Regions from separate parts of the Homo sapiens genome. Here region 2 is linked to region 1. Evidence: chromatin loops called from intact Hi-C (ENCODE). Cell type or tissue: GM12878. All regions are shown on one strand. Each heading gives the region's core, and the rest is flanking DNA. Links, peaks and the distances in the headings are about the cores only.

Region 1 (14,929 bases), core at 8,381-10,880:
TGCAATTCTGGGTATTTTTATTTTTAGCCTTTGGGTGTTTGTGTGATGGCATCTTATGGTGGTGATCATTTGCATTTCCATAATTACGAATAAGATTGAGGAAGTTTTCTTAAGATTATTAAGTATTTGGATATCCTTTTTTGTAAAGTAACTTTTTAATTTTCTTAACCATTTTTCTCCTGGATTATTCATCTTTTTTCTCCTGATTGTAGGAGTTCTTTATGTATTCTGATTTCAATTCTGTTATTGGTCATAAATGTATTCAAGAAAGCTTTTCTGCTCTGTGATTTGCCGTTTCTCTCTCTCAGGAGTATCTTTTGGTTAACAGAAGTTCTTAGTTGTCTTACCATCATAGGTATCATGCTTTCCCTTTATAAAGTTTGTGTTTTTGTGTCCCGATTAAGACAATTTTCCTTGAGTTTAAAGGACACTTTACTACTGTATTTTCTTCTAGAAGGTCCATTCCTTTTAAAATTGATTTATGTGTGTGGTGTAAGGAAGGCATCAGGTTTCATCTTTTTCCATGTATGGCTATCCAGTTATTCCAGCACACTGGTTCAGAAGATTTTCATTTCTTTACTACCCTGAAGAACATGAATCTGTTTCTGACCTTTCTATTCTGTTCATTGATTTTTCATCTGTGTGCCAATAGCACAACTATCTTACTATAGCTTTCTAATACGTCCTCATCATCTTTTTCTTTTTGTTCACAATTGTTTGGGTATTTTAGGTCATCTATATTTCCATATAAATTTGGGAATCAACTAGTCAAATTACACACACTGGATAGAAATTTGTTTGGAATTGCATTGAATTTATAGACTGGGGAGAATTGAATCTTTACAATATTGACTCATCCAACCCATGAAGAGAGGCATTCTCTCATTTAGTTAGGTCCTCTTCAATTTCTCTTTACAATGCTTTCTCATTTTCTGTATAGAAAGCTTGCATATTTTTGGTGAGATTCATTCTTAGATGTTTTTGTGGTTATTTAAATGATATCCCTTTAAAAATGTTTATTTTCTAAATGTTTTTTATTGTTTTAAATGCAGTTCATTTTATTCATTAATCTTGCAATTAGCAACTTTCATAAACTCACTTTTTTTTTTTTTTGAGGTAGGGTCTCATTCTGTCACCCAGGCTGGAGTGCAGTGGCATGATCACGGCTCAGTACAGCCTCAACCTCCCTGAGCTCAGGTGATCCACCTATATCAGCCTCTTGAGTAGCTAGCACTGCAGGCAGATGCCACCATGCCCAGCTAATTTTTTGATTTTTTTGTAGAGATGGGGTTTTGCTATGTTGCCCAGGTTGCTCTCAAACTCCTGCCTCAAGTGATCTGCCAGCCTCAGCCTCCGCCTCCCAAAGTGCTAGGACTGCAGGCCTGAGCCACCATGCCCAGCCTAAACTCACTTATTAGTTCTACTAATTTATCTATAGATTCTTTTGGATTTTATGGTACATGATTACATCATATGAAAATAATAAATTGTATTTTTTCCATTTCAGTCATTTCTCTCCCCTAGCACTGGCTAGAACCTTCAGTACAGTGTAGAATTAGAAATGGCAATAGCAGCCATCAACATACAGTTCCATTCTCAAAGGAAAAGCATTCAACATCTCTCCAATTGCTTTACGATTCTCTGTGTGTGTGTGTGTGTGTGTGTGTGTGTGTGTGTGTGTGTGTGTATTAGCTACCATTTATTGATTAAGAAATTCCTTGGCTGGGTGCCATGGCTTACACCTGTAATCCCAGCACTTTGGGAGGCCCAGTGGGGGCATATCACTTGAGGCCAGGAGTTTAAGACCAGCCTAGGCAACATAGTGAAACCCTGTCTCTACTAAAAAATACAAAAATTTGCCAGGTGTGGTGGCACATGCCTGTAATGCCAGCTACTCTGGCTGAGGCACGAGAATCACTTGAACCCAGGAGGCAGAGGTTGCAGTGAGCCAAGATCACACCACTGCTCTCCAGCCTGGATGACAGAGTGAGACTCTGTCTCAAAAAACAAAACAAAAAAAAAAAAAAAAAAAGAAAGAAAAAAGAAATTCTTTAGCTTGCTAAGAGTTTTTTTTTTAAAAAATCATGAATGGATGTTGAATTCTTAAAGATTTTTCTGAATTTTGAAATGATAATTTTTCTACTTTATCCTATACATAAATGTGGTTAATTACATTGAGTAAGTGGTAAACCAACATATTTCTGGAATAAACGTAATTTAGTTGTGCTGTATTATTTTGTTAAATACTTATTAAATTATTTTATTATTAAATTGCCAGATTCTGTTTGTTAATATTTTGTTTAGGATTTTCAAATTCATGTCATCTGGGCGATTGGTTATAATTTTCCTTTCTGATAGTTTTTTCAAATCTTGGCTTCGTAAAATGAGTTAGATTTCATTTTCTCTGTTTTTCTTCTCTGGGTAAATTTATGCATGCTGATTTTTTTCCTTCTTAAGTGTAAAGTGAAATTCACCAGTGAAGGCACATTGGCCTAGAGCTTTCTCTGGAGAGAAGTCTTTAAATTATGACTCAATTCTATATATAGAATGTTTTTATAATTTTATTTCTTTTGCCCATTTTGGTAGATTATAGTTTTCCCAGTATTTGTCCATTTAATCTGACTTTGCAAATGTCTTGACATCATATTGTTCACAATATCATTTTACCATTTTAATGTCTACAGAGGTGTTCCCTTTTTTATTCCTGACATTGCTTTCTTGGTGCCTTCTCCCCTTTTTTTCTTTTCATTAGTCTCACCAGGGATTTATCAGTTTTACTAGTCCTTTAAAAGTACCAAATTTTTGGCCTTATTGGTGGTCTCTATTTTTTATTTCATCAATTACTATGATATTTAGTATTTTCTTCTGTACTCCTTGGGTTAATTTGTTCTTTTCCTGACTTCTTGACATGGATAATTCTTAGAGTGTCGACCACTCTTTTCTATTTACCATTTAAGGCTACAAGTTTTCCTCTAAGAATTGCTTTAGCTTCATCCCATAAATTTTTATTTGTAGTGTTTTTATTTTACTTAGTTCAAACTATGTTCCAACTTTGTGCTTGTTTTTTTTTTGACCCATGAGTTATGTAGAGGTATACTTCCTTATTTCCAAACATATGAGAATTTTGTATTTATCTTTAAATTTTTTATTTCTGATTATATTGTGTTGTGGACACAGAACATACTATGTATTTTTTTCTTTTTTAGTTCTTTGAAATTTGTTTAGATTTGCTTTATGGCCCAGAATTTGGTCAATATTGTCAAATGTTTTGTGTACATTTGAAAAGAACATGTATTATGCATTGTTGAGAACAGCGTTCTATGTACATCTATTTTATTTAACTCTTCTATTTTCCTACTGACATTCTGTTTTCGTTCGATTGAATTTTAATAATATAATTCTTTCCTTCTCACCCTCTGTCATTACCTTGGAAGTCATATACTCCTTTTCTATGTTTTTATTAATTACTGTAAAGATTTCAACCTGCATCCTTGATTTAGCTATTAATTTTTGTTTATGTTGAGCCTGCATCTAGAAATCTTCCTAAACTCTCTCATTAGATTAAGGAGTTATTCTATAGATTTACTTACTACACTGACTTTCTACACTGGTTAGGCTCTGCAGTATAGTGTTAAATGGAAGCAGTGAAGAGAGGGCATTTTTGTTTAATGCCAGGCTTTAAAGAAAACGCTGTCAATATTATGTCATTAATATGATGTTCCTGGTAGGTATTTTGGTAGATTCTCTTTGTTGAGTTAAGGAAGTTTCCTAGTTGTTGTTAATTTTTAAAGTCACAGGTGCAGGCTGAATGTTAGTGAATGCTTTTTCCTACATTAATTGAGATAATTGTAAGGTATGTCTTCTTTAATCAATGAATATGATAAATTGCATTAACATAGATTTCTGATATAGGATGATTCTTGTATTTTCTATTATTTGTTTTTTAATGGGCAAAAGACTTTTTTCTTTTTGAGCTTAGATTTTTGGTATAATTTAACTTTTAGATTTGGAAGTACATATGCAGGTTTATTGGTAATATTGTGTGATGCTGAGGTTTGGGGTGTGAGTGATCGCATCACCCAGGTACTGAGCACAGGACCCAATAGTTAGTTTTTCATCCTGTGCCCTTTTCTGCTGTGCCCCCTCTAGAACTCCCCAGGGTCCATTATTGCCACCTTGATGTCCATGAGCACCCATTGTTTAGCTTTCACTTATGAGTGAGAACATATGGTATTTGGTTTTTTGTTCCTGCATTAATTTGCTCAGGATAATGACTTCCAGCTGCATCCATGATGCTGCAAAGGAAATGATTTCTTTTTTTTTTTTTTTTTTTGAGATGGAGTTTCACTCTTCTTGCCCAGGCTGGAGTCCAGTGGTGCAATCTTGGCTCACTGCAACCTCCACCTCCCAGGTTCAAGTGATTCTCCTGCCTCATCCTCCCAAGTAGCTGGGATTACAAGCGCCTGCCACAACGCCCAGCTAATTTTTGTATTTTTAGTAGAGATGGGGTTTCACCAAGTTGGCCAGGCTGCTCTCGAACTCCTGACCTCAGGTGATCTACCCACCTCAGCCTCCTAAAGTGCTGGGATTACAGGAATGAGCCACCGCGCCCAGCCTGTTTTTTTTGTTTGTTTGTTTGTTTGTTTTTTGAGATGGAGTCTTGCTCTGTCACCCACGCTGGAATGCAGTGGTGCAATCTCGGTCACTGCAACCTCCGCCTCCTGGGTTCAAGCAATTCTCCTGCCTCAGCCTTCTGAGTCACTGGGATTACAGGTATGTGCCGCCACGCCTGGCTAATTTTTGTATTTTTAGTAAAGACGGAGTTTCACTATGTTGGCCAGGCTGGTCTTGAACCCCTGACCTCAAGTGATCTGCCTGCCTTGGCCTCCCAAAGTGCTGGGATTACAGATGTGAGCCACTGCACCTGGCCCATGGCTCTATTTTGAAGTATGTTCCTTTGATTCCTCGTTTCTTGAGTGTTTTTTTTTTATCAAGAAAGATGTTGGATTTTATCAAAAGCTTTTTTTTCTGCATCTGTTGAGATGATCATGTGGTTTCTGTTTAATTCTGTTTGTGTGGTGAATCACATTTATTGGTTTGCATATGCTGAACCTTGTATCCTTGGAATGAAGCTTACTTGATCATGAACTTTTTGATGTGCTGTTGGATTTGGTTCGCCAGTATTTTGTTAAGGATTTTTGTGGCTGTCTTCATCATTGAGATTACCTTTTAGTTTTCTTTTTTTTATTGTGTCTTTGCCAGGTTTTGGTTTCAGGGTGATGCAGGATTCATGGAATGAATTAGGGAAGAGTCCCTCCTCAATTTTTTAGAATAGTTTCAGTAGAACTGGTACCAGTTCTTCTTTGTATAGTTGATAGAATTCAGCTGTGAATACATCTGATCTGGGCCTTCTTGGTTCGTAGGTGTTTTTTTTTTCGAGATTGAGTCTTACTCTGTTGTCCAGGCTGGAGTGCAGTGGCATGATCTCGGCTCATTGCAACCTCTGCCTCCTGGGTTCAAGCAATTCTTCTGCCTCAGCCTCCCGAGTAGCTAGGATTACAGGCACCTGCCACCACACCAGGCTAATTTTTGTATTTTTAGTAGCAATGGGTTTTCACCATATTGGCCAGGCTGGTCTCAAACTCCTGACCTCGTGATCCGCCCACCCACCTCAGCTTCCCAAAATGCTGGGAGTTCTTTAGGTTTCTATTAGGTCCAATTGATCAAGTGTTGAATTTAAGTCCAGAATTTCTTTGTTAGTTTTCCGTCTTTATGATCTGTGTAATGTTATCAGTGGGGTGTTGAAGTCCCCTGACTATTGTGTGGCTAAGTCTTTTCATAGGTCTAGAAGTATCTGTTTTATTAACCTGGGTGAGCCAATGTTGGGTGCATATATATTTAGGATAGTTAAGGCTTCTTGTTGAATTGAACTCCGTATCATTATGTAATGCTCTTCTTTGTCCTTTTTTACTATTGTTGGTTTAAAGCTTGTTTTATCTGTTTTAGGAATAGTGACCCCTGCTCTTTTTTGTGTTTTGTTTGTGTGACAGATCTTTCTTCAACCCTTTACTTTGAACCTATTGGTGTTGTTACATGTGAGATGGGTCTCTTGAAGACAGCAGACAGATGGGTTTTGTTTTTTTAATCCAACTTGCCACTCTGTGACTTTATTTATTTATTTATTTATTTATTTATTTATTTATTTCAGAATCTCACTCTGTCATCAGGCTAGAGTGCAGTGGCATGATATTGGCTCACTGCAACCTCTGACTCCCAGGTTCAAGTGATTCTCCTGCCTCAGCCTCCTGAGTAGCTGGGATTATAGGCATGTGCCATCACGCCTGGCTAATTTTTATATTTTTAGTAGAGACAGGGTTTCACCACATTGGCCAGGATGGTCTCGATCTCCTGACCTTGTGATCTGCCTGCTTTGGCCTCCCAAAGTGCTGGGATTACAGGAATAGCCACCGCACCCAGCCCACTCTGTGACTTTTAAGTGGTGTGTTTACATTCAAGGTTACTATTGACATGTGAGCTTTTCACCCTATCATGAAATTGTTAGCTGGTTTTTTTGTACTTTCTATTGTATGGTTGTTTTATAGGGTCTGTGAGCTGTGTACTTAAGTGTGTTTTTATGATAGCAGGTATCATTCTTTCATTTCCATGTTTAGAACTCCCTTAGGCATCTCTTGTAAGACTGGTCTAGTGGTAATGAACTCTCTTGGCATTTGCTTCTCTAGAAAAATGTTTTTATGCTCCCTCTCCCTCTCCCTCTCTTTCCACGGTCTCCCTCTCCCTCTCCCTCTCTTTCCACGGTCTCCCTCTCATGCCGAGCCGAAGCTGGACTGTGCTGCTGCCATCTCGGCTCACTGCAACCTCCCTGCCTGATTCTCCTGCCTCAGCCTGCCCAGTGCCTGCGATTGCAGGCGCGCGCCGCCACGCCTGACGGGTTTTCGTATTTTTTTGGTGGAGACGGGGTTTCGCTGTGTTGGCCGGGCTGGTCTCCAGCTCCTAACCGCGAGTGATCCGCCAGCCTCGGCCTCCCGAGGTGCTGGGATTGCAGATGGAGTCTCGTTAACTCAGTGCTCAATGGTGCCCAGGCTGGAGTGCAGTGGCGTGATCTCGGCTACAACCTCCACCTCCCAGCCGCCTGCCTTGGCCCCCCAAAGTGCCGAGATTGCAGCCTCTGCCCGGCCGCTACCCCGTCTGGGAAGTGAGGTGCGTCTCTGCCTGGCCACCCATTGTCTGGGATGTGAGGAGCCCCTCTGCCTGGCTGCCCAGTCTGGAAAGTGAGGAGCGTCTCTGCCCGGCCGCCATCCCATCTAGGAAGTGAGGAGCGCCTCTTCCCGGCCGCCATCCCATCTAGGAAGTGAGGAGCGTCTCTGCCCGGCCGCCCATCGTCTGAGATGTGGGGAGCGCCTCTGCCCCGCTGCCCCGTCTGAGAAGTGAGGAGACCCTCCGCCCGGCAGCCGCCCCATCTGAGAAGTGAGGAGCCCCTCCGCCCGGCTGCCACCCCGTCTGGGAAGTGAGGAGCGTCTCCGCCCGGCAGCCACCCCGTCCGGAAGGGAGGTGGGGGGGTCAGCCCCCCGCCAGGCGAGACGCCCCGTCCGGGAGGGAGGTGGGGGGGTCAGCCCCCCGCCCGGCCAGCCGCCCCGTCCGGGAGGGAGGTAGGGGGGGGTCAGCCCCCTGCCCGGCCAGCCGCCCCGTCCGGGAGGTGAGGGGCGCCTCTGCCCGGCCACCCCTACTGGAAAGTGAGGAGCCCCTCTGCCCGGCCACCACCCCGTCTGGGAGGTGTACCCAACAGCTCATTGAGAACGGGCCATGATGACAGTGGCGGTTTTGTGGAATAGAAAAGGGGGAAAGGTGGGGAAAAGATTGAGAAATCGGATGGTTGCTGTGTCTGTGTAGAAAGAAGTAGACATGGGAGACTTTTCATTTTGTTCTGTACTAAGAAAAATTCTTCTGCCTTTGGATCCTGTTGATCTGTGACCTTACCCCCAACCCTGTGCTCTCTGAAACATGTGCTGTGTCCACTCAGGGTTAAATGGATTAAGGGCGGTGCAAGATGTGCTTTGTTAAACAGATGCTTGAAGGCAGCATACTCGTTAAGAGTCATCACCATTCCCTAATCTCAAGTACCCAGGGACACACACACTCTGCCTAGGAAAACCAGAGACCTTTGTTCACTTGTTTATCTGCTGACCTTCCCTCCACTATTGTCCTATGACCCTGCCAAATCCCCCTCTGCGAGAAACACCCAAGAATGATCAATAAAAAAAAATAAATAAAAAATAAATTTAAAAAAAAAAAAAAGAAAAATGTTTTTATTTCTCCTTCACTCATGAAGCTTAGTTTGGCAGGATATGAATCTGTTGATTATAATTTATTTTCTTTAACAATTCTGAAAATAGATCCCTCAATCTCTCCTGGCTTCTAAGGTTTCTGCTGAGAAGTCTGCTGTTATCCTGATGGGGCTACCTTTGTATGTGATCTGGCCTTTTTCTCCAGTGCCTTTAGGGCTTTTTCTTTGACAGTGACCTTGGACAGTCTGGTGAGTATATGCCTTGGTAATGTTCATTTTTTATAGTATCTCACAGGTGCTGTCTGGCTTTATTGTACTTAGATGTCTATCTAGCAAGATTCAATAAATTTTCTTGAATTATTCCATCAAATATGTTTTCCAGGCTGTTTTCTTTTTCTGTTTCTCTCTAGGGCATGCCAGTAATTCGTAGGTTTGATCACTTTACATAATCTCATATTTCTGACTTTCTTCACTTTTAAAAAATCTTTTTTCTTTATCTTTGTCTGACTGGATTAGTTCAAAAGACCAGTCTTCAAGCTCTGAAATTATGTTTTCTACTTTGTCCAGTCTATTGATAAAGCTTTCAGTTGTATTTTGAAGTTCCTTAAGTGAGTTTTTTTAATTCTAGAAGTTCTGATTGATTTCTTATTAAGATGTTTATCTCTTCCTTCATTTCCTGGATTGATGTAGAAGTTTCTTTTTGTTGATTTCAACCTTGAATCTCATTGAGCTTCCTTGCAACCCAAGCTTTGAAATGTTTATTGTCATCTCTGAGTTTTCATTTTGGCACGAAGCATTGCCAGAGAGCTAGTGTGATCCTTTGGTAGTGTCACTACATTCAGATTTCTCATGGTGCCAGAATTCTTGCGTGGGTCCCTCTCATCTGGAGATGCTAGCACTTCTAATTTGTGTAATTATTTTTGTTTGGGTAGGATTTTTTCTTTTTCTTTCCTTTTCTATAATATTATTGTTATTTTTTTTCTTCTTTCCCTTTCCCTCCTCTCTAGGGGGTGTGGCTGTAGAGCATGCTGGGTAGGGTCTTTTGGCTTTGCTTCTGTAGCCCTATGCACTTCTGCCAGCAGGTTTTATATTGGGTGTGTGGTTTGACCTACAAGCCAGTAGATGGCGCCATGGGTAAGAGCTGGCTGTTGCCAGTGCTGCTGGCTGTGTACTTGATCCTTGTTTATTGGGAGGAGCTCTCTGCTGCCCCAGGAATGGGCTGATTTCCTGAGTACACATTAATCTGAGCTCCCTCAGCCCTAGGGGTAGGGGGATTGGGGGCACAAGATGGGTGGAGCCAGATAGGGAAGATTCCCCCAGTGTTGTCCTGCTCCCAGTCCAGGTTTGGGACAATGCCGGCAGCGTTTCCCTGTGTCTTTCCCCCACAAAGTCTCCAAGTCTTTCCTCAAATGATCGTCAAGGTTTGGGAGAAACAATCTCTTCCTCTGCCCGGGTTGCGTGGATCTCCAGTGGAAAGGTGAGACAGAGGGATGCTGTCTGCCTCTCTCACATACTGAGGCTTCACTCACTTTTATCAGTCAAATGCTGTCCTGAGGGCTGCTTGCCTGCAATGTCCTCCCCAGGATCTGGGATGTCCTTCATCATTCTGGGGAATTGCCATTTTCTTTCTTGAATTAAAGCTCACAGAGTTGGTCTTTATGTACTTGCTTGCTATTTCCAAATGACTGAGGCATGCTAAAAGCCTGTAATCTGCCATCTTGGAAAAAAATCCTTGCATCCTTAAGAGAAATGGCACTTGGTGTTGATACATGGTGTTTCTACGTTGCTGAATTCACTTTGAAAATATATGTATATTTTAAAATCTACATTTATATGTGAGACTGGTGTAAAAATATCCTACTGTATTTGTGCAATTTTGGAATCAGTTATATTAATGTACTCAATGAGTTGGGAATTTTTCTTTTTTACTATTATCCAAAAAAATTATAAAAGACATAATTGTTGCTTTCTTACAGATTTAGTAAAAACCTCATCGTGTCCTTTTATGGAGAGATGGTGAGAGATATTTTTACTGTAAATGTAATTTGCGTATTTTTCACCTGTGAGGCAGAGGTTGCAATGAGCCAAGATTGTGCCACTGCACTCCAGCCTGCGTGACACAAGACCCTGTCTCAAAAAAAAGAAAAATCAACTTAAAATGCACTCCTTGAATATTTCTGAGTGTATTTTTATACCACGTATGTTCCTTGAAATACTTTTCTTTTCTAGGAAGAACCGGAACTATGGTTTGTGCCTGCCTTATTGCCTCCAAAATATTTTTAACTGCAGAGGTATGAAAGATGTTCTACAAAATTTGTCTTATGATGATTGAGTTTGCTAGTTCTGAAACATCGCTGGTAGGACGTTAAGATGATTATTTGATTCATGGTGCTTAGTAAAACTGTAATTAGAGAAGCAGTTTTTAGAAAGTCTGTTTTTGATACTTTCTTGTTTAATGTGCACTAGTTAGTAGCTGACTGCAGAATCTCTTTGGGCCAGGACTAGAGTGAGGTCAATGAGGTGCAACATTTAAGGGAATGCTAAAAATTGTAATAATTAAAATAAATAATTTTAACGCAATATTTTAATAAAAATTAATGCAAAATATCTATGCTGTATACAATATCAACATTTTAAATAAAGACAAGACCTGATGGGGCAGGATTAAGGTGAGGGGAGTAAAGCCATGTTACACAGAAAAAAAATTCAGTAATCAAGATACTTCCCTCACTTCACCTGGCTCTGCTCTTACTCCTGCCAGTACCATGACTTCTTCCTTCCTCGTGAGAATAGTATCAAGCTTAATTAGATAAATTCTCCAAAGAGCCTTGCCCATCCTCACAACTCTTAGGTAGATAAAAAGCAACATTTCACAACTCAAAACAAAGCCTCTCCTGAATGTAAATATCTTTGCTTAGTCAATACATGTGGAGTCTGTGACCTCTAGAAATTTCTGATAAGACAAGGTGGGCTGTTTCCACTTAAAGCAGAGTTCTCAATCATTTTTCTTTCTGCCATTTTCTTGCTGAGATGCTACCATTTCCAGCAGCTCTGCTCGAGTTGTTTGGCCTGCAGTCTAGGGAAGAGGTGGTGGTTGTGCACAATGCCCAGCACTCCCATTCCACCACCTTTGCTTTCTCTAATTTGAGATACAAAGATTTTGAAAATGGGTGTTCTAGGATGGTGTTTTTCAAGCTATGGATCATGATTTATCAGTGAGTTGTAAAATAAAGTTACTGGGTTGTAACTGACATCTTTTAAAAATAAAATGGAATAGAGCAGAATAGAAAATATCAAAAGGTTTAAATATTGGGGGGTGTGTGTGTGTGTGTGTGTGTGTGTGTGTGTGTGTGTGTGTGTGTGTCTCCTAGGTTTATTAATGTGGATTGCAGCTTAAAAAACAAAAGGTTTGAAAGTCATTGACAGCCATTGATCCGGAGCCCTAGACTGAGATCCAGGGACCTGTATTCCAGACCTGTGCTGCTTCTAACTGGCTGCAGCATCTCCTTGGCAGGTTGCTTGGTTTTCTTTTGGTTTCAGTGTTGTCATTTGTAATATGGAAAGAAGGGTTGGACCAGATGCTTTCTAAGGTCTTTCCAGCTCTAAAATTTTATGAATGTATGAATCCTTGAATGAGAGAAGTCCTAATTTTGTTATTTTCGGTAGCTTCTGCCCAAAGATCACTCGGCCGGGCACGGGTGGCTCACGCCTGTAATCCCAGCACTTTGGGAGGCTGAGGCAGGTGGATCTCTTGACGTCAGGAGTTTGAGAGCAGCCTGGCCAACATGGTGAAACCCCTATCTCTACTAAAAATACAAAAAATTAGCTGGGCATGGTGGTACACACCTGTAGTCTCAGCTACTCAGAAGGCTGAGGCAGTAGAATCACTTGAACCCAGGAGGCAGAGGTTGCAGTGAGCTTAGATCCTGCCACTGTACTCCAGTCTGGGTTACAGAGCAAGACTCTACCAAAAAACAAACAAACAAACAAACAAAATCACTGACTTTAGGAAAGAAGGTAGGCGTAGAAACCCTAAGGGTACCTAATATAGGAAAGGAAAGAGTGCAGATGAACCATGGTTGGATTGTACCCTTTTTTGCAGGAAAGCCTGTATTATTTTGGAGAAAGGCAAACAGATAAAACCCACAGCAGTAAATTTCAGGGACTAGAAACTCCTTCTCAGGTAAGTTTTCTTTTTAAAAATGGGAGTTTTTTTTTTAGGGGAGTGGGTTAAGATTGCCACCTGTTATTTGGTTTCACTTTAGACTCTTCTCCTTTGGTGATCAGGCAGCAGCAGTTGGGTGCCCTGCAACAGGCCTTGGTCCCTCCCTGAGTCTGAGGGTCACGCTTTAGGTGCTGCCCACATGCTGGGGACTCTGGCTTCTCCTCAGAGAATCCTGCTTTCTATTCTATACTGGTTATTGTTTATGGAGCTCAGGAGTTGATTATTTTCCCAAAGTAGGAAGGTCCAGTACCCAAGGCTCCAGGACCCTGAAGTGTATCTAAAATCACCAGCCTTTGATTTCAATGTAAAAAAGATCCAAGTCTTTCACAAACCCTTACTAGGGCAATTCAACCCTTGCAGAACATTACAAAGACTGTTTTTGGATGACTCCTGGTGTGTGTGTGTGTGTGTGTGTGTGTGTGTGTGTGTGTGTCTTTTCTGTGTGTTGTGGGGGAGGTGTATTTTAAAAGAGAAAATAAAAGGAGAAATAAACTTTTCAAAACCCCTTCTGTATCCCAGACAGTATTGCACTTTTACATATATCATTTAATACCCATAACACCTATATGAAATATACACTGTTACTCTGTTTTTTCTTTTAGAAACATTTTGTTATAGAGAATTTTAATCATATACAAAAGTCCAGAGAATCATACAATATATCCACATATAGTCGTCACATTGCTGCAACAGTCATTTCAGCCGGCAGCCAGCCACATTTCATCCGTTCTTTCCCACTCCACTCACACCCCTCAACCCCACTCTCCACTCTTGCTTTCCCTAAATCTGAGTTATTTTAAAGGAAATTTCAGTCATCAGATCATTTTATCCCACAGCATTTTATGACATTTAAGTACTCTTAAAACAACAACAAAAAACCTTAACACTTTTTATCATATCTAAAAATATTATACCTTAAAAATCCTTCATATCAAATTTGTACTCCATGTTTGTTTCCAAAATTGTCTTAAAATCTTTGAAAATTTAGTTTGTTTAATCAGAATTCAAACAAAGTCCACACATTTCATTTGGTTGCTGTGTCTCCTAAGTCTCTTTTAAGAATCTGAGTTTATAGATTTCTCACCATTTTTTATTACTTGTAATTTGTTTATTGCAGAAACCAGGATGTTTATCCTATAGCATTTACAACATTCTAGACTTTGCTGAACTATTCTAAGAGTTCTATATTCACTATCTCATTTAATATTCTCAGTAACTCTATGAGTAGGCACTACTATGATTCTCATCTTATAAATTAGAAAATTGAGGTTCATAGAAAGTAACTTTTGAACCAAGGACTGAAATCTAGATGTCAGTCTCTGAAGCCCTTTTTGTGCACAGCTTCTCATTTATATTGCCTTTTCTATATTGCCCCTGAAACTGAAGTGAGAGTGGGTTGGGAATTCCGAAATGGATTTGGATGTGGCTGTAAATGAGTTTTTCTTTAAGTGGTGGGAGCTGAGTAAGTACTCTTGGCCCCGTTAGAAGAACACTCTAACTACTGGCCCTAAACCTTTAGTTTGGGCCAGAAGAACTCAGCCTTATCCACTGATACTTTTCTCCCACACCCAAGCCCAAAACAAAACAAAACAAAACAAAGATATTCATAGACCCTAAGCTAAAAGTGATAAGTGAATTTACTGAAGTGCAGCCCTAATCATGCCATTTCCATGCTCAAAATCCATACTATGTCCCCACTGCCAATGGCAATAAACTAAACGTTTCAACCTGGCACTCAAGAGCCACAGTTTGACTTTTCCAACCTTCTCTTCCACTATGTGCATGCACACATCCCATACTCCAACACATTTAGACTGTGTGCTCTTTCCCAGCCTATGGACACTTGATACCCTCATGCCGTTGCTCATGCCCCTTTTCCTAGAGTCCCTTTCCCTTCTCAGCCTGAAGTAGTCTCTTGCTTTTTCAATTCTTAGAGCCCTTTGTGTTTCTTTTAGGGACTATGTCACTTTGCATCATTCTCTAGTTATTTGAAGTGGTGACTTCTGTATCCCCTTTAAAGGCAAAGCCCATGGCTTACCCATCTTTCCACCCTTTTCTCATAATATCTTGTTGTTTGTAGTGAGTGCCTCCTATGTGTTGGTTGTATTAATTTCTACTACAAGTCCATGTTGTTTTAAGTTGTAGGAGAAGGAAGCGTGGGAGCACAAGCAGCTTGAGGGCCCTGGTGGTTTACAGCCCTTAGGGAAAGGTGGAGAATCTAGTGGCAGAAGCTAAGGGGATGCTAGGTGGAGCTCCTTCAACAACTCTCCCCCACACATCTCCTCATCCCCATTTCTTCTGCAGTCGTGCATAGTTTCCCTAACTTTAGTCCAGAACTAGCACACCAAAGCTGCAACTGAATCTCTTCTGATTCACTAAAAAAGCAACAAAGGGATTCAGCT
Region 2 (14,929 bases), core at 7,322-9,821, 230 kb after region 1:
AACCTGGACAGCAGAGGTTGCAGTGAGCCGACATTGCACCACTGCACTGCAGCCTGGGCGAAAGAGACAGACTCCATCTCAATAAAAAACGAAACAAAACAAAACAAAAAAGAGCAATTAATAACAAACTGGAGGTCCAGCATTTCTTCTCATCCTTTTGTCTGGCCATTAGCTTTTGGGTTCTCAATAATGGAAGTTTTCTCTGAGTTCAGTTTCTCTGGGTCCAACTCAATGATCTCATATTCCTTTTGAAATGAGGCATATAGTCAAAAGCTCATTGCATGGGTTAGACATTGTTTTTTAACTGCAGAGAGAAAAAGAATAAGGGAAATTGATTCTAAAATCTTAAGCAATTGTTTTACTCAGAAAGTTCTAGGCCAGCTGGATGTGGTGTTGCACACCAGTGGTCCCAGCTACTTGGGAGGCTGAGGAAGGAGAATTGCTTGAACCCGGGAGGGGAGGTTGCAGTGAGCTGAGATAGCACCACAGCACTCCAGCCTGGACAACAGAGTGAGACTCTGTCTCAAAAAAAAAAAAAAAGAAAGAAAGAAAGAAAAAAGAAAGTTCTAATGTTTGAACTGTGCTGCTGCACTCTTCATCTTTCTGCAAGTCAGCTGGAATCCTGTATATTGCTGAGAATATCAAATCAAAATTGAGTAACAATAGGTTCAGTAATTTTTAAAAATTCCCTCAAATCAAATGTTGTGCAAAAATAGATGAACTTAAGGGAAATAATTTTAAGGTGAGCAAGGTACACTTCTCTTCCAGTACATTTTAATTTTAAAAGGAATCTTGGCTGGGCGCAGTGACTCACGCCTGTAATCCCAGCACTTTGGGAGGCCAAGGTGGGTGGATCATTTGAGGTCAGGAGTTCACCACCAGGCTGGCCAACATGGTGAAACCCTGTTTCTACTAAAAAAGTACAAAAAAATTAGCCGGGCATGGTGGCACATGCCTGTAATCCCAGCTACTCAGGAGGCTGAGGCAGGAGAATCGCTTGGACCCGGGAGGCGGAGGTTGCAGTGAGCCAAGATCACGCCGTTCGTTGCACTCCAGCCTGGGTGACAGAGTGAGACCCTGTCTCAAAAAAAAAACAAAAAACAAAAAAAACCACCACCAACAACAAAAACCTTTTAGTTCTTATTACACTTATGAGGAATAAACCCTTGGCACAGCTTGTTGCAAAACACTTATCCCTGGATATGTTTTATCCTGTATCTCCACATAGACATTTCAGTCTCACTGCAAGTCACCTTACCATTTTACTCGTTGGTTAAAACAAAATGAAAACACAAAAGGATGCAGATTAAATCTGCAAAATAAGAGATTACCAAAATAAATTACGTGTGAAAAGGTTACACTAAATCCTTTTTGTTGTTTTTGTCTTGAACATTCACTATTGAACTTGAACAAGCTTCTGCCACCACCGGCAGTTACAGCTAACATACTTTTGTAGATTTTCTATTCAAACCCATTTCTAAGTCACAGGCTATCTGGGCTATGAGCCGCATGTGCCCCAGGTGTAAATCAAATGAAGGCTTAATTACTGCCACTTTTGATGTGTATCTAATTCGACCTTCTACCCTCATTAGCAGAGGGCTGTGGCTCCACTTGGTTGTGGAGAGGTTTCCCAAAGCCACAGGGTGTCACGATAACTCAATTAGGGGTGAATAATTCAAGGACAGAGTGCTTTCTTCCAGGACCCTGACCCTCGCTTCCTGCCTGGAGTCCGGAGCTGCGTGGTTCGCGGGCTGGAAAGAAAATGTTAAAGCTCGGATCAGTGCGGATGCGAGAGACAGATGTCAGGTCCAGCCCGGAGCGGGAGGGAAGTCCAGCAGCCCCGCCCCGGCAGCAGGGCCAGGCCCGACTGTGGTTCCGACGCCGGTACCGGGCCGAGGCTTGCCTCCTCTCACCTGAACCAGGCTGGGTAGGGCCCGAGCACGGGGGCCTTGGTGTCCGTACCAGGAACCGCTTTAGCCAACCTGGGGCTGCCTTTAGAGCCCCTGCGGCTTCCACCTTCTCTCCCGAGGTTTGTGCGCCCTGGCTGGAAATGCTGCGTTGGGCGGCCAGGCCGGCCGTTTGCGCGCAAACCGAAACTCAGCTAAGGGCTGTTCCATGGCGCGCGCCTCGCACCTGCTTGCCCAGAAGGGAGCGCGCCCGTTTGCAGCAGGGCCCGTGCCCCGCCGTGCCCCGCCGTGCGCCTGTGTGGCTAAGACCCCTGCTGCGCGTGCGCGCGGGTGTGACCCGCGTCCGCGGAGTTTGTGACGTCCGGGAGACTGCATGTACCTTCAGCCGTCCTCCCTTCAAACGCACGTCGACACAGTGTCACCTCCTCAAGCCATAGGGTGCCGAGTCTAAAGCACAGGGCCGCCCCATGCCCCTCTCCCAAGGGCCGCTCTGTCTTGCTCCATCTCACTTCAGGGCCCCAGTCCCCACTGATCCAGGCCTGCCTGCGGGAGCTCTGTTATTGGCACCAGTGAAGAGCAGCACCGTGAGAGGATGGTTCCAGGGCATGGGAGAGGCCCCTGATCCCTAGGATGTTCTGGCGTCAAAAGGAAGACAGGACGCGAAGATAACAGATTGTCTAAGCAGCTGTGTTCTCTGGAAACAGGATCAGAATTGGGCAAACCACACCCCAGCTGGCATACCGAAAATTATTTCAAAACCCTATTAGATAAGCTGTGCGTTCCTTCAATGCGTTTACCGCAGCATAAACGCGCACTGCGAGCTGGCCATACCCAGCGAGAGGCGCAGAGTGCGCTGAAGGGGGGCGGGAGCGGCGCCGCGGGCGCGGTCCAGCAGTAGAGCCTTGGGAAGAGGTCGCCGGCCTGCGCGGCTCCCTCCTGGGGAAAAACTCCGGTCTCCTCAGCTCGCCCAGAGCCCAGGCCTGGCGGATGGAGCACTCTCCATAACCATCGCACGACCCCCACAGCTTCCCCGCCGCGCTCCGCCGCCGCCAGTGCCCCCAAGCCCGTTCCCTCCCCGGGGCGAAAGCCAACAGCACCCACTGGTCGCCTGCGGGCTGCGAGGGCGGCTTTCACCGCTGCGCGGCGCATCCAGCCTTGGGACGAGGCCCCTCTCGGCAAGGAATCTGAAGAGGTCCAGTGTTGGGACGGGGGACACGTGGTAGGGGCGCCCAGGGGCTCAGGTCTCCTGTCCCCGCCTCCCCGCTCTCCCCACGCGCAGGCAGGCCCGCGGGTGGAGCGCAGCTCTCTGGGAGAGCACGAGGGCCTTCGCCTGGCTTTGCAAATTCAGGAAGGAGAAGACCCAGGGCTCGAGGCCACTGCCGCGCGCCCTTCCCTGCCCATGATGATCCTCACGACAGTCCCCACCACCTTCGCCAACGCCCGCCGGCCCCTCAAGGAGAACGCGGTGACGTGGGGAGCGCACAGCAAGGACCAGGAGGACGGAGGCCTTTTCAGCAGCGACACTGAGGGCGACCCCGAGAAGGCAGAGATTGACCCGGAGGAGCATCCATCTCCACAAGACCAACACGCACCATGGCGACCACAGCCCATTCTCCCTGCGCACCCCCACACCTCGCCAGGCCTCTCTAATCTCAGCCGGGGTCCAAGTGAACTTGGCATCAGGAGCTGCGCCTGGGAACGCGCGGAGCTGCGGGCCGGGGCCTGGTCTCGGTCTCCGCGGAGCGCCCCTGACCACCGCGACGGGCGGCTGCGGTGGTGGTGGCGCAGGAAGGGGAGGCCTCGGGAAGCCACACAGTGGGACAGGGATCCCGGAGCGAGGAAGGCCCCCTCCGTCCAGCTGGAGCCCTTGCCGGCGTGGCGGCAGTGCAGTCCGTGGCTGCGCGGGAAAGCCGGCTGTGGCGGAGGCGCGGGCTGGGGACCCTGCGCGCCGGGGTGGCCCACGGGCAGCGGCGTAAGCAAAGCGGTGGGCGGGCCCTGCGGGCGCGAGGCTGCCCTAGGCAGCCACCAGATCTTGGACTTCCCCGCGTGGCTCACCCTGCAGGCCGCCCGCTGCAGCGCTGGGGCTAACCGGCGCCTGCAGCCAGGCTCTGGGACCTCCTTGGCCAGACCCAAGAGCGAGCCTTGGGGTTGAGCACGTTGGCGCTGCCAGCCGGGAGCCCTGGTTCCGGGTGAGGGCGGCAGGGGCGCATGTTCCTCAGTCCTGTCTTCGTCGCCCTCGTTGTTCTGGTCGCCATCGTGGGTGTTGGTCTTATGGAGATGCATGCTCTCCAGGTCAATCTCTGCCTTCTCGGGGTCGCCCTCAGTGTCGCTGTCGAAGAGGCCTCCGTGCTCCTGGTCCTTGCTGTGCGCGCCCCACTTCACCGTGCTCTACTTGAGGTGCCGGTGGGCGTTGGTGAAGCTGGTGGGGACTGGCGTGAGGGTCATCTTGGTGATGGTGGCCAGCATTCTCTCCTCGCCTTTGGTGGGGAAGGGGTTCTTGCGGTGCCCCTTGAGCCAGACCTTGAGAGTGCTTGTGCTCTCGCACGCGGCTTTCTCGGGTCACCTGGAGATCCCCTTACTCGAACTGGCCATAGGGACAATGAGCCGGTACAGTGTGGGCCGAGAAGGTGGCAGGGTGCACCCCAGGGTTGCCCTTGAGTTTATCCTGCGAGCCCTTCAGCCACAGGGCAGAGCCAGAGAGGAGAGAGAGGAGGGAGGTGGAGAGAGAGAAAAAGAGAGAGTAAGATATGAGTCCCCGAAGCCGAAGCTGGGAAAGTCAGGAGCACCCGCCTGTGGACTAGAGGGGGCCTCCCTGGCGCTTTGCAGGGGAGAGGGCCCTGTTCTGCTTCCTAGAGCAGGAAGCCCTCTCAGCCCACCCACCCGAGTCCACTGCTGTGGGAAAAGGGGAATCAGAACCACTAGCTGACTCCAAGAACTGCCCTTTCACTGACCATGGAGATCTTATTTTTTCCCCCCACTCTAGAAAAGTTCCAAAAACCACACCTCTCCAGAAGAGCATGCAGGAGTTCTGCTCCCTACGTGCTCCCTAGGCCACCCTTGGTCCCCATTAACAACATCTCAAGAGACCCATCTTTCCAAGTTTTTATCTTACACTAGGAGATGAAAAAAAGTTTTCAACTAGGGTGATAAAACTTGCAAGCCCCCACGCACCCCATGACCCCTCCCTCACCAAGCCAGAGGTTTGGCAGGAGAGCAAAAAGGCAGCCACATCTTTCAGCAGCTGTTCCTGGTTCCAAAACGTCATCTTGGCAGGACTCAGGGAAGTGAACCCCTGCCTGGAAGAGGAGCAGAGAAGCTTGAATGAGGCAGAAGGGAGGCAGGGGGTGGTAAGACAGATGCTGTCTGGGGCTGGCAGGCGCCACACTCACATGGCTGGACAGGCACACCAGCACCGAGGGCCAAAGATGCTCCCCCAAAGAGGCTCTGTCTCACCCCACCGGGCTCCAGTGCCAACCAGCCCCCACCAGTTGCCTGATAAGATGTCCAGGTTGGAGGGCCTTCTGTGGAAGGCCAGGCTGCTGATGGAGCTGACTCCCTTGCACACGTTGAGGATCACTTCCTGGTGTCGAGGGTCTACTGTGGGGACAGGGCACATTGGGAGGTGGCCCACCTCCACCATTGGAGGAGTGGCTGCGTGAATCTCACCCCACAGCTCCCTGTGGAGGCATCTCCCTGCCTCTCTCAGAGGCTGGGTCATGAGCGATGACTGACAGTGACCAGCTGCCAGGACAGGCTGGGTGCTCTCCCCTGGCATCCAGAGCAACCCCACCTGTGCTGTCCTCTGCAGCAATGCTCTCAGCCAGCCCCTTCCCCTTGGCCCGGCTGCTAGCACTTCTGCCCTTCTCAATTCCTGCCTTGTGTCCCAGAGGGTCTTCAAGCTAAGACTCCAAGGAAGGAAGAGTGCTATTTTCCAGGGAGGTAGGGTGCTCCAGCCTGCTGGCTTTCTGCTGCATCAGGCTGCAGGGCAGCAGCTTCATGAAGAGGAGGCACTTGGAGTACACCAGACAGGGTGGAGCAGGAGATGGTAGAGGGGGATTCGGAAGCTTTGCTGGCCTGGCAGCGTCCTGGCCTGCTGTGGCTGAGGAATGTGGGGCTGCACAACCTGCAGGCATGGGGACATATCCTGCCCAGTGTGCACTTGCATGGGCGTGCACACACCCAACAGCATCAGGTCACAGCAAAACCCAACATCTACCCAGCCAGGAAGAAGACAGCTATAGTATGAAGGGGGCAGAGAGGGGCTCCCCATTCAGGCTGGGGCTCTCAACAGTGACAGGAATGCCACTGGCATTTGAGAAAGAGTTATTTCTGGCTTGGGACATTTGACATGGCCAACTCCTAAGCATGAAACACCAGTGGCACCAACACCCAGTGTCCCACCTGCCCACCCTTGACATGGTGATATTCACAGCCACCCAGTAGATTTCCACGTGCTCCTTAAGGGAACAGTACTGCCTCAGCTGGGTCACTGGTTTGGCTGCTCTCTAGTTTGCAACCAACGTAGATCTCTGCATTTGGGAGACTGACCACAGGGTGGGTGGGAGATGGGAAGGGGGCTCTAGTGAGTGTGGCTTCTTCGCTTTCCAAAGCTTCTCTCTTCAAGGATCCAGCCCCAGGACAACCCAGTGTGGCCATGCTCTCTGGCAGGATGTAGCCTGCTCTAGCTATAGCCTCCCAGGGCTGCTCCTCACCAGTGCTCTACCAAGCCACTCACTTGCTCCTGGTGCAGGCAGCAGAGCCCCTGCCGGTGGGCATGGGGGAAGCTGGCACAGCATCTGCGTACTGGGCACGGGCAGGAAGCTGTGGTCAGGGGAAGATGCACAGCAGGAGGAGGGTATACTGGTGCCTGTTTTGCCAGTGACACCCACCAAGAAGCAGAGCTCTACCTCCTCATCTCAATAATTGAATACACAGTGCCTCAGAATCTTGAGGTCTAACTTGAGTGACCCAGCAGCTCCAGGTACTGTGGCTGTGACGCCACCCTCTTGCCAAAGTCAGTGGAACCATAGATGAAGCTCTGCTTCTGGTTCCACTCCAAGATGCCGGGAAGATGATGGACTGGGCCATGACCTGGTAGCCACAGTTATTCACCATCACTGTGCCCAGCGTGCACAGCCCCTCCAGATGCACCACCTTGTATGTGTGCGTGCCATTCAGGTGGGTGGTGGGTGCTATGGAGGCCACCACATCCCTGCCAAAATCCTTACAGTAGTACTAGATGTCAAAGCCCAAGCTGGAGAAAATGTCATGGCAACCCCAATCCCCTAGCAAGTGACAAGCCCCATCACGTTGTGAAAACCTGCCTGACTCTTACAACAGAGCAGACAGGAGCAGGAGGGGCAGAAGTGGATCAGCTTTCAAGAAGCAGCAAGAGGGAGGGCGGGTGGGAGGAACCTCCCCCACTGGGTCCCTGAGAAAAGCTATGCTGGCTGCCAAGACCGGAGTGAGGGGAGAAGCAGGAAGGGCTTCCGCCCAATGTGCAGCAGCAGTTTTGAGCTGAGATCCCAGAAGCCGGGAGCCAGAGATCTGGACCTAGATGGGCAGCCTGTCCTTGGCATGTCTGGGATGGGAGGCATGGGGGAGGGGAGGGAAGACAAGGAAAGGTAGCCCCCGTTCTTCCTCCCCAGCCCAGGGAACCCTCCACCCCCATGGGTAAGATTTCAAAGTAATATGGCTGGTCCCCCAGGGACCTCCTATCACCGAGACATCCTGTCCTGCCCCTCCTTCTTCCTCCAAAGAACCCTGAACGTCTTCCTATCTCTGGATGAAAGCCAAGTGACCTCCCCAGCAAGAGGGTAGCCAACTGGTTCACGAGGCTCCCACTGCCCACCTGGCGCCACCCTCTCCTGGACTCTGGAGTCTCAGGATGGCCATGGTAGCGAAGTAGCCAGCTTTCTGGCCCAGGCCTGGCACTGCCTGTGTCCATCATTCCAGTCTCTGCCACTACCCTTGCCCTAATGCAGTCGTTGGTCCCCGGGCTGGAGCTCGAGCTGACTTTGTGTTTCAGTGGGACCAGGCCTGCTGGGGTGGCCCCAGGAAGGGTGCACTCCCCGTGACTTGCATCTAACTCTAGGTTGGCCCAAAGGACAGCTGTGGGCCAGGAGGCCTCAGTGGCTCCAGGATACCAGGGGGACCTGCTCCCTGCACTCAGGCCCACCTGCCTATAGCCTCAGAAAGGGGGCTGCTGCTGGTAAGGATGCTGGAAGGTAGGAGAGCCCAGCATTTGGGGTACATGGACCTGCAAAGATCGAGGGCCTAGGAGATTGGCTGACAGGGGCAGGCCCAGCAAGGGGGTCCTCTCCTCAGCTCCCACCCCAGGGGGACGGGCAGCTGCTTTGGCCAGCTGCTGGCAACAGCTGGTGCAGACCCAGTCCAAGGCCACGAGGCGCTACCCCAGTCCACCAGTCTCAGACACTGAGTGCCTTGTCTGCTTCCTGGGCTAAATGGCTGGCTGGGGCCTCTGGCTCCTGCTGCCCCCTGTAGGTGGCCCAGCAGGCACCTCCTTCCCGTGAGTCACTCATTCTGGTGGGAGGGAGGGAGATAGACACCCCCACCCCGTCTCCCAGAGGACAACTGCCCCCGTGCCCCAGTCCTCTGAACTCCACTAAGAAGCTGGCAGGCTCTACCTTTCCATCCTCACAGCCCCTGCCCTGCCAGGATGGAATCAAGTCTCTCCAGGGGGAACAGAGCTGGCAGCAAGAGGCTGAGGGCTGTGTGGCTGGGGGGAAGGAGCATGCCCAGCTCGCCAGGGTGTCTCCCCAGGGCCTCTGCCATGTGGTCAGGGCCCAGTCAGGACGGCTCCGCTTCCACCCTCACCAGGGTGAGAGGAGCCAGGCTCTCCCTCCGTCCCCGCCCCTTCAGGCCCAGGGACCCAGGCAGAACCTGTGTTTCTACATAGCTCCATGCAGGGTTCTGGACCTCACACAACGATCATAGGGAAGAAGGGCCAGGCCTAGGCAGAACCCCTCTCCCAACCCCTCCCCAAACACACCCTCACCTTACAGAGAGAGAAGCGGCACAGGACGGCCAGACAGTGACCCAGAAGAGTATTGACAACCGCCCCCATTCTGGTTACCCTACAGTCAATATCACACTAGGCCCAGCCCATAGCTGGTCCCTAAATCGGCTCGACCACCCCATCTCACCCAAGGAAATGGGCTCCACAGGGCAGGGAAGCAGCTGCCCAAGGTCACAGAGGCGAGGGGCAGCCAAGCCAGGTCAAGAAACATTCAGATATGTCCGATGGCCAAGCCCATGCCTTTGAGTGCCACCCCCACTGAGCACAGGCCAGGCGGTCCTGCTCCCTGGGACCAGGCTGCAGCACCCAAATGTCAGCAGAACCCCCTTCCTCCTCCAGGCCTCAGGACCTGCCCAGGGGCAGATCTAGCCCAGTCATAGGACCTGCAGAAACCTCTACGCCTTGGGCCAGTACCCCCTCCTCTCATGTTCCAGGGCCACCTCTGAGGATCTGAGCTTTAAGGAAAGGGAAAAAGGAGATCCTCTCTGGAGAACAGGCCAGGGCTGCCCTCGTAGCACTCTGCACACATGCAGCTTGAACACGTGCCTCCCCAGCCTTAATGAAAGAAATTAGGGTGAAGAGATGAAGCACACCCTTGTCCTGGCCTGGGAGCACAGAAAGCCCACACAACAGACAGGAGCGAGAAAAGACACTTACGCCACCCCAGGTGGCCTGTGTGCCTCCCCAGCTTGGCATGGACCCACTTGGGAGACTATGCCAGGGCCAGGCCGCACCCCAGCCCAGGCCTCAGCAGGTGAAGCCCCAGCAGGAAGTAGGGCCCCAAAAGGCACATCACTCCATCCCATCACAGCAACCCAGAGCTTCAAGAAAAGAGGATGAGGCAAGCAGGCAGCCTGTGGAAGCCCCAAAAGAGGTGGGCACCTCTGTTTGCCTCCTCCCTGTCCCACCCAGGCCAGAGGCAGGTCTTCAGGGCCAGAGGATCACCTAGAGCTCCTCTAGTTACTCTCCCCAGATCTCATCCCAGAGAGCTTCAGCATCCTGTTGGGGAGCTCCCTGAAGCCCCCCACATCTGCCAGCCCCCTTCTCTTCCCCTCTGGGCCTCAGCTCTAGGGAGCCTTCCCCTAGGCAGAAGGAACTGGACACTCCCCTGTGAACTCAGAAATGCTTGCCTGTTCTCTTAACCCCTACCAGCTGCTTTATTCCTAAGAAGGTAACTGACCCTTGCCCCACCCCCAGTGGCTTTCATCGTCTCATCCTTGAGCGGACTGAAGAGTTTTATAGAGCCGGGTCCTGGGATCAGGAGCCTCACTTTAGGTGCTCAGGCGGGATCATGCTGAGGATCTTAATTAGGGCTTCCTTCAATAGATCCAGGACTGCTGTAATGGAAGCCCCAGCCATCTACACCAGCTTCCCAGGGACATGAGGCTGATGTCCTACCCACTAGTATGCTCCCAGTTTCCCCCAAATGAACAGCTGTGCCTTCCCCTGACCCAGTTCACCCCAGATAGAGGCCCTCAGTTGAGAAGGAGCTTCACTGATGCTGTCCCAGAAATTCTCCAACAGACTCTGCACAGCCCCTCATTCTCAGCATGAGATTCAGAACAACACACCAGTCCCCGTTTCCTCCGGGCCAGACCAGGCAGCTTTGGCTTGCCGGCCATGAGGTGGAAATCCAAGTGCTCCCCTAAGCAACTTGGTCATGGTGTGACCTTGGGCAAGTTGCTTCAACTCTTTTTTTTTTTTTGAGACAGAGTCTCACTCTGTCGCCCAGGCTGGAGTGCAGTGGTGCCATCTCGGCTCACTGCAAGCTCTGCCTTCCAGGTTCACACCATTCTCCTGCCTCAGCCTGCCAAGTAGCTGGGACTATAGGTGCCCGCCACCACGCCCGGCTAATTTTTTGTATTTTTAGTAGAGACGGGGTTTCACCGTGTTAGCCAGGATGGTCTCGATCTCCTGACCTCGTGATCCGCCCGCCTTGGCCTCCCAAAGTGCTGGGATTACAGGCTTGAGCCACCGCGCACGGCCTACTTCAACTCTTTCCCCCAATCTTTGCTAGGGGGAAGTCAGCCAGCCCCAATCTCCTCCTATCTAACCTGCCCCACTGACTCAGAAGCACAGCAGCACAAAGCCTGGTAGGTGGAGGCTGCCAACATTTGTTGCTCTGCCCAAACCTTGGCCTTGGTTAGGTCATCAGCAGAGCTGCCCTAGTACCTGTCTGTCACAACAAGTTAACTCCTCTGTGATGCGGACGTGGTCAGAGAGCCCCCCTAACACTGTCGCCATCCTGATTCCCAAGGCAGCCCTGGCCTGCTCACTGAAGCTGGGGAGAGAGGATGATGACAAGCTAAGACCACAAATCTCTCCTGAGGGAGTCAGGGGAGCAGGAGATGTGGGTGGTGCTGAGCTCCCACTGCCTCCCAGGGCAGAGAGGACCGCAGTCCAGTCCTCAACCTGTGCGAAAGGTTTGGGGAAATGACAACTGAGGTAGGTCTAGGAAGGGGCTTCTAGTCCCAAGGCCAGAGTCTGAGACATGATGGAGGGAACAGGGAGAACAGAAGGGGCCTGGGAGAAATGGAGAGAAGGCCCCACACATGCAAGCCATGGTGAGACCGAAGACAGGAGATGCCATCAGATACTGGGTTGGATGAAGCAAGAACCACAGGCCCCTGGCAGCAGGTTTTTCAGACAGGGCTTTCTCCCAGCACTGGGCCTGGCCCTGCCCTGGGGACATTTACATTTAACCTTGTGTATAAGATTATATTCATTTATAAGTTATATATATATATTTTATATATATACATTTTATATGTATATATTTTATATATATACATTATATATATATTTTATATAGATACATTATATATATTTTTATATAGATATATTATATATATATTTTATATAGATACATTATATATATATATTTTATATAGATATATTTTATATATATTATATATATTATATATATTTTATATATATATTTTATATATATTATATATATATTTTATAAATATATTTTATATATATATTATATATATTTATATATATTTTATAAATATTTTATATATATACTATATATATAATATATATATTATATATTATATATATATTATATATATTATATATATATTATATATAATATATATATTATATATAATATATATATTTTATATATAATATATATATTTTATATATAATATATATATTTTATATATATATAAAATTCACAAGTAGAAACAACATAATGACAATTATTTTAGAATTTTGGATTTTTATGATCTTCCTGGCCCCTGGTCCTTTGAGCAGGCAGCCTGAGATTTCAAAAAGGAGACAGTCTTCTAAGAAATAAAATGTGAACCATATGTGTATTTTAAATTTTCTAATAGCCACATATTAAAGAAACAGGTGAAATTGATTGTAATAATTTATTTGACCCAATATAGCCAAAATATGATCATTTTAATATGAGACCAGTATATAATTGTTAATAAAGTGTATAAGTTTTGGTACTAATTTTGGCAACTCTCTGGATTTTTAAGTTTCCAGCACACGTCAGTGCAAAGCAGCTTATTCCAGGTGCCCAGCAGCCCCACGTGGCCAGTGGCCACCACACTGAAGCGCAGCTCGGAGGACTCTGACTGCCCTGAGCTGAGGGAGGTGACGGGTCTGAAACACTCTTTTCTGCCAGAAGTTAGGGGACACCTCCTCCCTCCCAACAGCTCTCTTCAGGCCCAAGAGTGAGAGATGGTGCCTCTAGAGGGCAGGGGCTACAAGAACAAAGTGTCCACAGGTTTCCCTGCTGCCCACCTGCTGCCCATCGTCTTTCCAGAGATCAGAAAATGAACAAAGGATGATGGGGCCCCCAAAAGGAGGAAACCCAGTGTCTTCAGATCTGTCCACAGCCTTGACCTACGAAGTTTAGATATGGAGGGAATAGATTAAAGGCACACTTACTTTGCTATTTGGCCTTGACCCTAACGGTCAGGCTGTGTACATTTGTTTCCTCACATGCTGTGGAGGACTGCGTAGTTTAAGCACCAATTACATGCAGACATGTCTACATGCATTTCTGTGTAACTCGATGCCATCAAGCAAGAGGCCCAACTTTAAATAAGAGGAAAAGAAAATCAGCAACTGTAGGGTGTCTTCTGTTTGCAGGTAACTTGTAATCAACCTGTCCTTGAATCCTAGCATCCTATCTGCACTGGGTGCATGTATTATTTAGCTATTGCTGCATAACAAATCACCCAAAACTTATTCACTCATGATTGAGCTGTTCAGCCATTTGGGCTGGGCTCAGCTGGGCCATTCTTCTGGACCCAGCTGGGCCCCTTTGGACATGTGTGCTTAACTTTTGGTTGACTAGGCATCTCTGCTTCTGGGGGTGAGTTGGCTGTCAACTGTGGCACTTTGCTTCTCATGGTTTCTCGTCCTCCAACAGGCTAGCACAGACTTGCTCTTATGGAAATGGTAGAATTCTGAAAGAAAAACAAAGCATTCAAGAACTTTTGAGCCTAAGCCCCAAGCTGGCACACTGTTATGTTTGCAGTCTTCTATTGGCCACAGCAAATAAGGCCAGCTGAGATCCAAGGTTTGGGAAACAGAGTCTGCTTCTTAATGAGAACATCTGTACAAGCACACTGCAAAGGGTCTGGATACAGGGAAGGATGATGAATTGATGCCATTTTTGCAATCAGTATCACTATGCATTTTCTTGCAGGTGAGGTTTATATAAGTGTTTCAAGTCAGGGAACTTGTCCAAAGCCCCACAGCAACTAAGAGGCTGGACAGGGACTCAGGACCAAGTCGGCCTGACGTCGACGCCCATGACTTCCATAGCCCACACTACTCATGCAGCTTCCGTAAATTTTTGAAGTCCTGGAGGGTGACTCTTCTGCAGTTTAAGCAAGAATCCCATGGGATTCTCATCCATCTAGTACTCTTCACCATTTGCAATATTTCCCTCCAGAGAATGTTTCTGAAGTGTCTTGGGAAAAGTTGGAATAATTTGGGGAAATGGCGGAGGGCCATTTAGGAAATCAAGGCCCAATATTATATTTTTCATTCCTCATCATAGGAGAAATTTGAAAGCATGATAATGCACTCCACATGTGTGCAAATCCTTTTTTTTTTTTTGAGATGGAGTCTCACTCTGTTGCCCAGGCTGGAGGGCAGTGGCGCGATCTCAGCTCACTGCAACCTCCGCCTCCCAGGTTCATGCCATTCTCCTGCCTCAGCCTCCTGAGTAGCTATGAGTAGCTGGGACTACAGGTGCCCACCACCACGCCTGGCTAATTTTTTTGTATTTTTAGTAGAGATGGGGTTTCACCATGTTAGCCAGGGTGGTCTCGATCTCCTGACCTCATGATCAGCCCGTCTTGGCCTCCCAAAGTGCTGGGATCACAGGCATGAGCCATCGCAGCCGGCCAAAGTATTATGTGCAAATTCTTTTGATCTCTTTTTGGTATTTGTAGACTATTTATGATTGTCTTTTCTTTTTTTTTTTCTGAGACAGAGTCTTGCTCTGTTGCCCAGGCTGGAGTGTAGTGGCTCAATCTTGGATCACTGCAACCTCTACCTCCCAGGTTCAAGCAATTCTCCTGCCTCAGCCTCCTGAGTAGCTGGCATTATAGGCACATGCCACCACACCCAGCTAATTTTTGTATTCTTAGTAGAGATGGGGTTTCACCAGGTTGGCCAGGCTGGTCTCGAACTCTTGACCTCGTGATCCACCCACCTCAGCACGCCTGTTTATGATTTTCATCATAAACTACTGTGCCAGAGACAACCTCTTACTCAGAACGCAAGTGACATAAAGATAGATCTGCTGGGAGACACTTCCTCCTGCTGCCACTGAACCACACAGTTGAGTACATCTTGAAGTTGTTCTCTAATTTTTAACACAGCAAAGCTTTTTTCCAAAAATCCAAATGCAGCAATGGCCATGGGGCAAATTGCTACAGCACACATGGAAATGAGGCACAGCTAATGCACCTCTCACCATGAACCAGTAGTTCTCACCTCT

The links. A loop is a pair of places that touch in the nucleus more often than their neighbours do. Peaks named below come from ENCODE experiments on the same cell type or tissue, not always from the same donor. Only the 100,000 strongest peaks of a DNase experiment are listed, where the experiment ranks them.
Region 2: a loop joins it to region 1, with 11 times the contacts of the local background. A loop is called at or near these places in 1 of 110 quality-filtered maps.

Annotation. Positions count from the first base shown.
Region 1 is chr13:24,963,056-24,977,984 of GRCh38, reverse strand. It overlaps the pseudogene TPTE2P1. Among named protein-coding and RNA genes, the nearest start is that of CPAP, 48 kb to the right of the region's middle. RefSeq lists an enhancer at 7,483-8,390. In GM12878, for the core only: a CTCF peak has its summit at 9,417 (motif pointing right); no DNase peak of the experiment used is centred there; H3K4me3 peaks cover 436 bases; H3K27ac peaks cover 361 bases.
Region 2 is chr13:24,734,919-24,749,847 of GRCh38, reverse strand. LOC105370118 (a long non-coding RNA gene) reads left to right here and starts at 11,200. Exons shown (of 4, transcript XR_941759.1): 1 at 11,200-11,391; 2 at 12,444-13,062; 3 at 13,346-13,624. It also overlaps the pseudogene CLUHP9, the pseudogene IRX1P1 and a transcript of RNF17 not described here. RefSeq lists enhancers at 1,991-2,040, 7,582-8,403. In GM12878, for the core only: a CTCF peak has its summit at 8,410 (motif pointing left); no DNase peak of the experiment used is centred there.